Regions from separate parts of the Mus musculus genome. Here region 2 is linked to region 1. A link is a loop called in an ENCODE intact Hi-C map of the cell type or tissue named here. Cell type or tissue: heart. All regions are shown on one strand. Links, peaks and the distances in the headings refer to the core of each region. The heading gives the core; the rest is flanking DNA.

What was found. Hi-C counts contacts between places; a loop is a spot of excess contacts. Peaks named below come from ENCODE experiments on the same cell type or tissue, not always from the same donor. Only the 100,000 strongest peaks of a DNase experiment are listed, where the experiment ranks them.
Region 2: a loop joins it to region 1, with 7 times the contacts of the local background. A loop is called at or near these places in 12 of 42 quality-filtered maps.

What each region holds. Positions count from the first base shown.
Region 1 is chr7:114,579,068-114,581,978 of GRCm38, forward strand. No RefSeq gene overlaps it. Among named protein-coding and RNA genes, the nearest start is that of Cyp2r1, 18 kb to the left of the region's middle. In heart, for the core only: a CTCF peak has its summit at 1,519 (motif pointing right); no DNase peak of the experiment used is centred there.
Region 2 is chr7:114,718,285-114,721,195 of GRCm38, forward strand. It overlaps Calcb (calcitonin-related polypeptide, beta), which reads left to right and starts at 359. Exons shown (of 5, transcript NM_054084.2): 1 at 359-438; 2 at 1,451-1,546; 3 at 1,790-1,930. The coding sequence starts at 1,458. In heart, for the core only: a CTCF peak has its summit at 1,664 (motif pointing left); no DNase peak of the experiment used is centred there; H3K4me3 peaks cover 1,403 bases; H3K27me3 peaks cover 2,441 bases.

The sequences.
Region 1 (2,911 bases), core at 303-2,802:
ATTCATCTCTTTTTGGCAAGTTGTAGGGAAACTTAACTTGTGACTTCCTTGGATTTGTGAGAGAATCATTATCAACTAGAAACATTTCCATGGAAAATATACCAATTAGATCCTTTTCTTTATTGTAAAACAACCTCTTAATCTAACATCTGTATGCAAAACAAGCTCATTCCAGTTCATCCTGTTCTTTTCTTTAAAAAAAAAAAAACTTTTAATTTTGGAATAAACCTAGATTTACAACAAAGTTTGGAGATCGAGAGTTCCTGAGTACTTGTCGCCTACTTTGCCATCTTCTATAACTATTTTTCATTGGTCTGAATCAAGTGAGTAATATCGGATGCTAACTACTAACAACATTCTAAGAGCCATTCGAAGTTTCCGAGTTTCTTCTCCAGTTTTCATTTTTATGTCCCAAGATCTAATCCAGCATGCTGCTTCACTGCAGTTTGCCATCCTGTTTCCATTGTTCTATAGCAGTTTTTCATATTTTTTAATGCTCCCTGTCCTCTTTTTAGTGAAATTAAGGATTTAGAGGAGTTCTGGCACGGCATTTTGTAGAATTTCCCCAATTTGGATTAGCTTAATGTTCCCCTCACATTTAGATTAGCATGGGGGTTTGGGAAGGAGCACCAGAGAAGTGAAGAACCCTTCTCATAACATCAACAGGGCTCGTCACATGTGGTCTCAGCTTCGTTCCTGAAAGCTCTCTGCACTGTCACATTGGTTTTCTCCATATTTTATCCTTTGGAAGCAAGTCATAAGTCAGGCCCACATAAGAGGAGGGCTTTAAACACCATCTACTGAAAGGGATAGTGCTAAAGGAACTATGCAGTGGCAGCCAGTTATGTTTGGTTTCTTTCATATAGCATTATGTTTTAATGTTTCATCCTAATTATAACATATGTCTTAGTATCTTATTATTTTTAATGGATGAGTACTATTCAGTTGTATAGACAAATTACATTCTGTGTAGCCTTAGTTCAGGGTATACATTCATTCACAAGGACTGGAATTAGTGTTGTCATGATCAGGCTAACATACCTAATTTTATAGTAATTGCTAATATGACTTTCAAAGTACTGTGTTCTGCAACCCTCTCTCATAAAGACAAAAAAAAAAATCCAACAGCACTTGACTGGTTTTTCAGTATGTTTAGTGCTGCATACTGGCAGTTTGGACCCTCACATTCTAGCAAGGTAGACGATAGTATTATTCCATTTTATGGACAATGAAGCTGAGGCAAGCAAGTTTAGATCACTTTAAAAGCCCAAACCTAGTAAACAGTAGAGCTGGGCATTGGGGCCTGGGTCATCTGGGTCCAGAGTTTCCTAACATACTCCTGTTGCTCATGGTGATCTGCAGAGATGGAGCAAGGGCTGAGGGAAGTGCATGGCCTGACTTGACGGAGGGTCCTGGACTTGCTCTGCGTTCTCTCTTTCTTTACCTTTCAATCAATTTGATTGCTTTTCTCTTCAATCTCTGAGTTAAAGGATTAAACCTTAGGCTGGTTGTTTTTTGCCACCAGATGGCGACAGAAAGCTATCTAGATAACAAGTGCTTGCTAGTGTGATTAATCCCTGAGGAGGAAACTGATGTGAACTCATGGAAATATTTCTCATTCCTGAATAATTAAGTTCAAGGGAAAGAAGTGAAGTCGCTAAGGCTTAATTGATGCAGAAATGCCTTAGGGATATTTGCTGGTATTCAGCACAATGTTGAAAAAGAGCTGGTGATGGTATATGCATTTGCTGTCTGAGAACCCAGAGGCAAAGAATTCACTGTTATTACATTAAATGGTGATAGCAATGACATTTTTAAATATTCTTTTTCAAAATAATAATGTTTTAAATGTTATCCAGAAGAGTCTTGGGTTTTGTCAAACCCCTTTCTACATATACAGAGACAACTGCATGGGGCATCTCTTTTATTCTGTTTAAGTGGTAAATTAAATTGACTTTTGGATGGAAAGACCAATCTGTATTTCAAGCACAAACACCATGTACAGGTGAGAAAGCACAGGCCGAGCAGTCCCCTCCCCCACGCTGTGGGAGCAGGAGTGGCCGAGGTGGGCTTCAGGGCCAGGCTGTCTAGTTCTGTGATTGGCTTCCTATTGCTCTTGCTGTTTGTCTAGGATTACATTTCTATTTGTGGGAGAATTTTGCTTCTAGTTTTCTTGTCCTGGTAATGTCTTCACAAGTTTTGGTGGGATTAGCTGGGAGGTTCATCGATGCTTCTCTAGGTTTTTGGTAGAGTATATTCCTTTCTTGAAGTTTGCTTTGTAGCCGGAGCCAAGCTACACATACACATCTTTGTCAGACAAGCGATTACTCATAGTTTCCATTTCCTGAGGTGTAAATTTTAGCAACTTGTCTGTTTTTCAGTAAATGTCTGTTTTGTCAAGGTTGGCCAAGTTATTGATACTGTGCTCTTCGTACCATTTCACATCTGTGTGGTCTCTGGTAGTGTGCCCTATTTTATGTTGATTAATCTAAGAAGCCACTTTGGGCTTCGCTGATTTTTTTTTCTGCTACTTCATTATTTTCTATTTTTATCTTTATTGTTTCTTTCCTTTGTGTTTGGTTTAATTTATGATCTATTTTTTCTAGTTTTTTTTTTTTTAAGATGGAAGTTGAAGTAACTCTTGAGCCTTCATTTGAAATATGCAGTGATTTTTTTTCCCCCATTGTTATCTTTAGTTGTTCCACAGAGCCCAACAGGTCATGTTTCCATTCTTCTTTCAGAACATTCTCTATTCTCATGGTGGTTGTCTCCTAGACACATGAGTTACTTAGAACTGCACTATTAAGTTTGTAGTTTATTTGTGTATTTTCTACTTTTGTTGATTTCTAAATTATCTTTTGTAATGATGAAAGAAATACTCTCACTTCTAATTCTTTGAAATTGAGAGTCG
Region 2 (2,911 bases), core at 412-2,911, 140 kb after region 1:
TGCTACTCAGCCTGCGTGGGAGTCCAGCTACGAGGTTCAGGTCCCCATTGGAGTGGGCAGCAAAAGGTTGTAGGCTGGAGTTCAGGTATTAAAGAGGTCGTGATGTCAAACTCAGGTTTGCTCACATTCTGGACGAATTCACCCTCTCTGTATCCTTACCCCACCCCCACTCCCACTCCTACCCGGTTCCTCAGCAATGACCTCAAAGACAGGGAGTGGACTGCTGCCTCCCTCCTGCAGAAGTGTAAGTAGCTCCAGCTATGACGTTATGGAAGCTCGGTCAGAGCTCTGATTGGTGGAAGAGCTACTGCGGACCCCCCACACCCTCAAGATCGAGAATAAGAGACCACGGCTCTGGGGACAAGACGCCTACAGCCGTGTGTGTGTGCTCTTCTGCAGTGGACACTTCACTCTCGCTGTTCCAACACGGGCTAGCAGGTGAGAAACTTAACTTCTCAACGCCTACAGCTCTCTCTCCTTTAGTTTGTTTCCTTTTGGTTGCTCTTTTTAATGCAGTATTTCACACTGTAGTCTAAGTTGGCCTGGCACCCACTATATAGCTCAAGTTGGTTCGTCTCAAACGCTAAGGTTCTCCTTTCTCAGCATCCTAAGGATGCGGATTACAGGCGCAAGCCACCACACCCCACTCTACTTGGATCCCTTTGCTGTCCTGGTTCCTTATCATTCCACATACATTTCCGCCTTCCTGCAGCCATTGTCAGAAAGTACAGTCTTGACATTTTCTTTTAACTAAAGTAAGTGGGACCCCTACGACTACTCAGCAGCACTGGAAGCTGGGCGACCCTATCTAGGCGCGTCTGTGCCCCCTCCTTGAGGGAAGGTGGTCTTGCCGCATCCTAACCAGTTTTAGGTTAAAGAGTTCCTTGGATTCGGGATTGGGGAGCACTGATCTTTTCTCTCAGATGTTTCCAGCCTTTAGCCTCCTGGGGTTATCAGCAAGCAGGTGGGTCTCGCTTCGCTGTGGGGAGGAGGAGTCCTCATCTGCGGTTCTGAGGTAGTTTAAAAAAAAAAATCTCCCAACTCTGCAGATGGAGAGAGGGGGATTAGTTCCAAGTTAACTTTCTTCCCCAGGGCAACCTCTCAGAAAGGGTGATTATAATAATTTCAACCTGTTAGAAATCCTTAGCAGCGGGACAGCAAGGCGCAGGGATCTCTGGGTGGTTTTTGGTTTCTTCACAGATGAGAGCCAAAGGGGCGCGGCACGTGTGTTCTCCTGCAAGCTGGGGGCAAATGAGTGCCGGTAGCTCCTCCTTGTTCTTAAACCGAGCAGAAACTGCAAACCACATCTACTCTCCCCCACTCGTTTCTGCTCTATCAAGCCACTCACCACACTGCATCTACTGCACGTTTTGAGAGCTGCAGTGTGGTAGGAGAAATAGAACCTGGGTCTATAGTCCTGAGCAATTGGACCATTCTTCTCTTCTTACAGAGACATCATGGACTTTTGGAAGTTCTTTCCTTTTCTGGCTCTCAGCAGCATATGGGTCCTGTGCCTGGCCAGCAGCCTCCAGGCTGCCCCTTTCAGGTAAATTAACCTGAATCAGAAGTGCAGTCTGGCTCTCCTCCGGCTGCCCCTGGGGTGTGTCAACTCTGCGGCTCTGTAGCCCTACTTGGTTATTGGTAATTCAGCGCCCTCATGTGGGAACTGGCCTAATGACCAGACCGCTACGCCCCTAGGGAAGAAGCAAGGGCTAGGAAGCTTGGTTTCTTATTTGGGGAGGAGATAGGCAGGGAATCAGAACCTGCACTGGCTTTGCTACCTCCACAGGTCCGCTTTGGAGAGCAGCCTAGACCTGGGCACCCTCGGCGACCAGGAAAAACATCTCTTGCTTGCTGCACTGATGCAGGACTATGAGCAGATGAAGGCCAGGAAGCTGGAACAGGAGGAGCAAGAGACTAAGGGCTCCCGGTAAGTCTCCTCCCCATCTGACCCCCACATGTAGGAGGACTTATTCCAGAGAGGTCGAGAGACAGTGGCCAGCAGTCCAAGGAACTAAACGTGAGTCCTAGCCTCCCACAGAGCTTCCAGTACCACCAGAGGGGCTCATAGTTGTTAGACACATTACAATGTTGTTTCTCCTGAAAACTCTTGGGAAAAGAAATGAGGAGATGTAGAAGGGATTTGGATTGCACTGATGGGGAAACATCAACATCGCTGAACCTGCTGAGGTAGGACTGGTAAGTGTGGTGCCAGAGGATGGACTAGAATTTCAGGAAGCTTTAACAGCTTCCAACATTTGCTGCTCTTTCAACTGTCAAGGAGCCTTCATTCCACACTTACAAGGAAAAGTTGTTGGGGTAGAAGGGGTCTGGGACAGGTAGCACAGAGTCTGAGGTAGGTCGGGGCATTCATAGATGTGTACACATTGTTACAGGGTCCCATGTTACATTGTTACAGGGCCCATGTGCTCCTAGCCCTGAAAGAGACCAACTCTGGCCTGGTTCCAAAGAAAAGCAATATGTTGACCTACACCCTGATCCACCGTCCCCCCCCCCCCACCCCAATCCCTGGCAGCATGAAAGACAAACAACACATGGAATGCCAGAAAGAGTCACCAATTTTCTTTGCCCTTCTCCACACTGTCCTGGCTTACTGCAACTCTGAGCCTTCCCAATGGAATTTGTGAGAACTCTACCTCTACCATCTCCTGCCCCAACTTCTAGTCCCCCTGCCTAGTTTAACCTGCTGACTGCCGTAAGATTAGCCCCTGGTGTTTAGTGCTGCTTGACATGTCTTCCCTGCCTGCAGTCTGGACAGTCCCAGATCTAAGTGGCATGGGATCTAAATAGGGTTCTGGGCATGTAGGTGCAGGATCTGAGCAACAGGATCTGAACAACGTTCCTGCCATCTCTGGTATGGACTCCAGGCCTGAAACACCATGACAAGACA